Regions from separate parts of the Homo sapiens genome. Here region 1 is linked to region 2. The links are chromatin contacts, found by Hi-C or POLR2A ChIA-PET in ENCODE. All regions are on one chromosome and are shown on one strand. The core of a region is the stretch at or near the end of the contact, and the rest is flanking DNA. Distances in the headings are between cores, read along the strand shown. Region 1 has its middle 53 kb from the start of LITAF. Region 2 overlaps LOC400499 (putative uncharacterized protein LOC400499).

Region 1 (2,753 bases), core at 63-2,562, 49 kb before region 2:
CCTGTAAACAGTAAAGGTAAATTAGTGAGTAAGCTTCTGGATGCCAGGAAGATAATGACCAATGACTGTAGATCACCCCAGCACAGAGCAGCAGTGAGTATCTGTTGAGTGCCTGCCATGGGCGGGGCACATTCTGTTATTGAATTTCACAACGATTCTGTAAGATGAACATCCCCTCTCCATTTTACAGACAAACTGAAATTCTGACAGGTGAAGTTACCGGTCCCAGGTTCCAAGCTGGGATTCCTCAGCTAACATGTCAATCCTCCCAGAGGCATTTGTGTTTTTGTGCTTGAACTTTTTCCTTGTTTGCACTCATAAACTACATGTTTTATTTCCCGGGCGATAGGCAGCACCTATGGTCCGCCTGTGAAAGAAACATGGGTGTTTTCAAATGACACAGAGGTGGCCACCAGCTCATCCTCACCCAAGCCAGGTGTGCTGATGCTGACCCACACCCGGGAGTCCACGATGAGAAGGGGACACAGGTGGCTGCTGCTTGCAAAATTGAGTGTCACTTGCTTGGCTTGTTCCACTCCTGCTTATCAAAGCTGAATATGACCTGGTCCTAATGGAGACTGGCTCATAGGTGCCAAGCCTGTGTCTCGAGGCGTTTCCTGGCCCCCTATACGTCTGCTCCTGAAAGACAAGCTTCTTTGTCATCTTTTCTTGTTTCTTATTCATAGAGATGGGGTCTCACTGCGTTGGCCAGGCTGGTCTCAAACTCTTCATCCTCTCACCTCGGCCTCTCAAATTGCTGAGCTACCACACTCAGCCTATTTGTCTTGCTTCTGATCTGTCTTCCTGCACTAGAAAGTCAGCTCCTTGAAGGCAGGGGCTTTCATCTGTCTGATGCTGTATCCCCAGTAAACAGTGACTGGCACACAGTAGATGTTTGCATTTCAGGAGGGGCCCGAGATCACTCTCGGCCTCTATGGTTTTCTAGAAGGAATCACAGAGCTCAGAAAAGACATTGCACTCATGGCTGCTGTTGATTACAGGGAAAGAGAGTAAAATCAGTAAAGGGAAAAGGTGCATAAGGCAGGGAGGCCAGGCACAAGCTCCCAGATGTCCTCTCCCTGTGGACTCGTGGACAGTACTTATTTCTCCCAGCCATAATGTGTGGCAATGTGCACAGAGCATTGCCAACCAAGGAAGCTCACCAGAGCCTTGTGTGCAATGTTTTTATTGGCAACCAGTCATGGCCAATGGCCCATAGTTGACCTCAGTCTCCAGCCCCTCCAGAGGTCATGCTGGTATCACCTGGCCCAAACCCCCCACCCTAAATCATGTCATTAGCAGAGACTGGCTGGCGTGGTTCCAGGCCCCCAGGTAAACAAAGACACTGACATTACCATCAGGCAGCACATTCCAAGGGCCTGGAGTTTCCTTCCAGGAGCAGGACAAGGTTAACTTTTTTTTTTTTTTTGAGACGGAGTCTCCCTCTGTTGCCTGGGCTAGAGTACAGTGGTGCAATCTCGGTTCTTTGCAACCTCTGCCTCCCAGGTTCAAGCAATTCTCCTGCCTCAGCCTCCGGAGCAGCTGGGATTACAGGCGCACGCCACCATGCCCGGCTAATTTTTGTATTTTTAGTAGAGACAGGGTTTCACCTTGTTGGCCAGGCTGGTCTTGAACTCGAGACCTTGGGTGTTATGCCTGCCTTCGCCTCCTAAAGTGCTGGGATTACAGGTGGGAGCCACTGTGCCCGGCCTGGGTTAATTTCTAGAAGGGGAATTGCTAGGACAGAGAAAATGTGCCTCCCCTTCCCTACCCAGCCAGCGTTTTTATGGCCACAATGTGAAGGTGTTATGAGCAATACAAAAGGGAGGATAGTCTTTGCCCTTGAAAAGATTAAATTGCTTGAGTTTCACGTACTCCAAATATGAAGTGATCTACCATTCACCTTTAACCTGCAAAACCTCAATGTGCTGTTTCCTCTTTCTTTTCCCTGAGGGCCCATGTCCTGTTTCTCCACTAGTCGCCAATTACTTCATCCAGGCTTCATGGCCTTTTCACTTAATTTTTAAAATTTCTTCTTCTTCTTTTTTTTTTTTTTTTTTTCGGATGGGGTCTTGCTCTGTCTCCAGGTTTAAGTGCTGTGGTGCGATCTCAGCTCACTGTAACCTCGGCCTCCCGGGTTCAAGCAATCCTCCTGCCTCAATCTCCCAAGTAGCGATCCGCCTGCCACAGCCTCCCAAAGTGCTGGGATTACAGGTGTGAGCCACCGCACCCAGCCTGAGTTTTGTAGCTTCAATTTGCATTTCTTTTTTAGTGGAGTGATCTTGGCTCACAGCAACCTCCATCTCCTGGGTTCAAGTGATTCTTCTGCCTCAACCTCCCGAGTAGCTGGGATTACAGGCGTGTGCCAACATACCAAGCTAATTTTTGTATTTTTAGCAGAGACGGGGTTTCACCATGTTGGCCAGGCTGGTCTCGAACTCTGGACCTCAGATGATCTGCCCTCCTCAGCCTCCAAAAGTGCTGGGGCTATAGGCGTGAGCCAATGCACCCAGCCTAATTTGAATTTTTTTAATGTCTAAGGTTGAGCCTCTTTGCCGAAACTCTATCTGTGTCTTTTTTTGTGTCCTTTTCTGTGAACGGGATGCTCGTATACTTTGTCCATCTTTGAATCTGTTGTTCTCCCCAACTAGATGCAATGCTATTTTTATCATGTGCCTACTCCTGTGTGTACTTGGTTTCTTTCTGAACTCTCTGTTCTCCACTTGAACACAACATGGAGCCAGAAGACACTT
Region 2 (2,865 bases), core at 318-2,817:
CATCCACCCATCCATCATCCATTCATCCACCCACCCATCATCTATCCACCCACCCTCCCATCATCTATCCAGCCATCATTCATTCATCTATCCAGCCATCATTCATTCATCTACCCACCCATCATCTGTCTACCCATGTACCATTCATCCATCCATCCATCCATCCATCCATCCATCCATCTATTCACTCAATCCATTTACCAAACCACACACCCACCCAGCCATCATTCATTCATCTATCCAGCCATCATTCATTCATCTACCCACCCATCATCTGTCTACCCATGTACCATTCATCCATCCATCCATCCATCCATCCCTCCATCCATCCATCTATTCACTCAATCCATTTACCAAACCACACACCCACCCACCCATCATCCATTCATCCACCCACCCATCATTTATCCGCCCACCCTCCCATCATCTATCCAGCCATCATTCATTCGTCTACCCACCCATCATCTGTCTACCCATGTATCATTCATCCATCTATCCGTCCATCCATCCATACATCCATCCATCCATACATCCATCCATCTATTCACTCAATCCATTTACCAAACCACCCACCCACCCATCCATCCATTCACTTATTCATCTGTCCACCCTCCTACCCATACATGGACATACCCACCCTCCCATCTGTCCATCTGTGTGTCCATCCAGCCCTGTAATTTCCCATCCATCTCTGTCTACCTACCTATCTATTCATCTGTTTTCCCACTCATCCATCTTTCATCCTCTGAGTCACACATCCATCTATTATCCATCCATCCACTCACCAGTCATTGCCAAGGGCTGGTCTCTGGTGACTTCTCTGAAAATGCTATCAGAGATGTCTGGATGGAAAAAGGGAAGAAAGAATAGATAGAAGGAGAGGGGTCCATAAGAAAGGAAAAGCAGATGGATGGATAGGAATAAGGATGGATAGAACAAAGGAAAGAAAAGATGGAAGGTGGAGAGGCAGATGGATGGATGGATGCGTGGGAAGGATGAAAGGATAGGTGAAGAGAGGGGTGCGCGGACGGGCAGATGGAAGACGGGAGGGACAGAAGGAAAGATCCATTTATTCACCTATCAAATTTTGAAACCCTCCCCCCCATCCAGGGGAGGTCGTGCAGGTGCCTAGTGATTGATACACGAGCCCTTGCCCTCATCCTGGATCTTTCGAGGAAGACACACATTCCAGTCTGAGTATATTGTGTGTGGGGCAGAGGAGGTGGGAAGAGAGTGACATGGGAGTTCAGGGAGGGCTTCCCACAGGTGATGACATTTGAACCAAGCCTTAAAGAATTGGCAAGAATTCTTACCGTGTGGCATCTACCAAGTAGATACAGAGAGATTGGTGGATTTCCCAAGGTTGTGTCCCCGAACCTCAGCCCAGGTGGGCACCAGGGAGCCTGGAGTGCCGTGCTCAAGCCTTCTGGGTCCTCCATTCATATCCCCAGCCTAACAGCTCATCATCACCCCTGTGACTGAATTGTTCCTCCCTGAGCCTGTGGCTTCCCTTCCCAGCTTGGGCTCCGGCTGGAAAATGCTGAGGAAATTGCTCACAGGCTGTTTGGCAGGAAGTCATTCTGGGGTCAGGAAGACGGGAGAGAGCCTGAGCCAGAGGAACCCCCAGGGCCAGAACCAGGGCCTGCACCACAGCCAGCCAGCCCCGAGTGTCCAGGAGACAGAGACAGAAGGATGAGATACCTACAGCAGAAGGTAAGGGAGGTGGCCACACCCACTGTACTCCCCCAGGCAGGCCCACCCCGCTTCATGCGTGGACTTTTGAACCTGAGACTTGGGTGTCCGTGAACTCTGACTCTGCCTCCTCCTTGCAGAATTAAGTGGCTGGTTCAAATCTGAGTAGTCCACTGGTAGCTGGCTTTATTTGGAAAAACTGTTGCTTGAAATAGATCCTATGCATGGAAAAGTCCCTAAGTTGTAAGTGTACAGCCTGCCTGTCCACCACCTCAATACACCCATGTCACCAGCACCCAGACCATCTTCAGCTCCCACCCTCCCCTTTGTACTCCTGTTCTTGTTAATACCCATCCTTAACCAGGAGTAACCACTCTTCTGACTTCTGGCAGCATCAGTTTGTTCTACTTTTTAAAAGTGAGATTTATTGAGGTCTAATTGACACACGGTGAACACTAGTACATGGTTAAGGTGTACAGTTTGATACATTCTGACCCATGTACACACTCATGAGATCATCACCATGATAAAGCTTATGAACATACCCATCACTCCCAAAAGTCTCTTCCAGATCCTTAATAATCTCTTCCTGCGGCCGGGCGTAGTGGCTCACGCCTGTAATCCCAGCACTTTGGGAGGCCGAGGCAGGCGGATCACGAGGTCAGGAGATCAAGACCATCCTGGCTTACATGGTGAAACCCTGTCTCTACTAAGAATACAAAAAATTAGCCAGGCGTGGTGGTGGGTGCCTGTAGTCCCAGGTGCTTGGGAGGCTGAGGCAGGAGAATGGTGTGAACTCGGGAGGCGGAGCTTGCAGTGAGCCGAAATCACGCCACTGCACTCCAGCCTGGGCGACAGAGCGAGAGTCTGTCTCAAAAAAAAAAAAAAAAAAAAAAAAAAAAAAAGTCCCTTCCTCCTGCTTCTCCTCTGTCCCCAGAAACTAGTGAGAGGCTTTCTGTCACCATAGACTTCTTTGCATATTCTAGAATATTATGTAAATTAGATCACACAGCATGTCCTTTTTTTTGAGACAGTCTCACTCTGTCACCCAAGCTGGAGTGCAGTGGCATGATCTTGGCTCATTGCAACCTTTGCCCCCCAGGCTCAAACAATCCTTCCACCTCAGCTTCCGGAGTAGCTGGGACTATAGGCATGTGCCATCATGCCTATCTA

The links. Hi-C counts contacts between places; a loop is a spot of excess contacts on that map. ChIA-PET counts read pairs that join two places held with the same protein, here RNA polymerase II (POLR2A). Pooled maps may share reads with other maps.
Region 1: a map of naive thymus-derived CD4-positive, alpha-beta T cell shows a loop between it and region 2 (5-fold over the local background). The contact joins two enhancer-like sites. A Hi-C loop is called at or near these places in 3 of 168 maps with a recorded cell type or tissue (PC-9, aorta and naive thymus-derived CD4-positive, alpha-beta T cell) and 1 of 50 pooled maps. POLR2A ChIA-PET finds 5 or more read pairs at or near these places in 9 of 52 experiments (A549, CD4-positive, alpha-beta T cell, MCF 10A and 6 more).

Annotation. Positions count from the first base shown.
Region 1 is chr16:11,532,915-11,535,667 of GRCh38, reverse strand. No RefSeq gene overlaps it. Among named protein-coding and RNA genes, the nearest start is that of LITAF, 53 kb to the left of the region's middle. Within about 2 kb of position 1,312, at least 3 of the 41 ENCODE cell types and tissues checked have a DNase peak (open chromatin) inside an H3K27ac peak, as active enhancers do.
Region 2 is chr16:11,483,727-11,486,591 of GRCh38, reverse strand. It overlaps LOC400499 (putative uncharacterized protein LOC400499), which reads left to right. Exons shown (of 67, transcript NM_001370704.1): 16 at 1,519-1,713. Among named protein-coding and RNA genes, the nearest start is that of LITAF, 100 kb to the left of the region's middle. Within about 2 kb of position 1,567, at least 2 of the 41 ENCODE cell types and tissues checked have a DNase peak (open chromatin) inside an H3K27ac peak, as active enhancers do.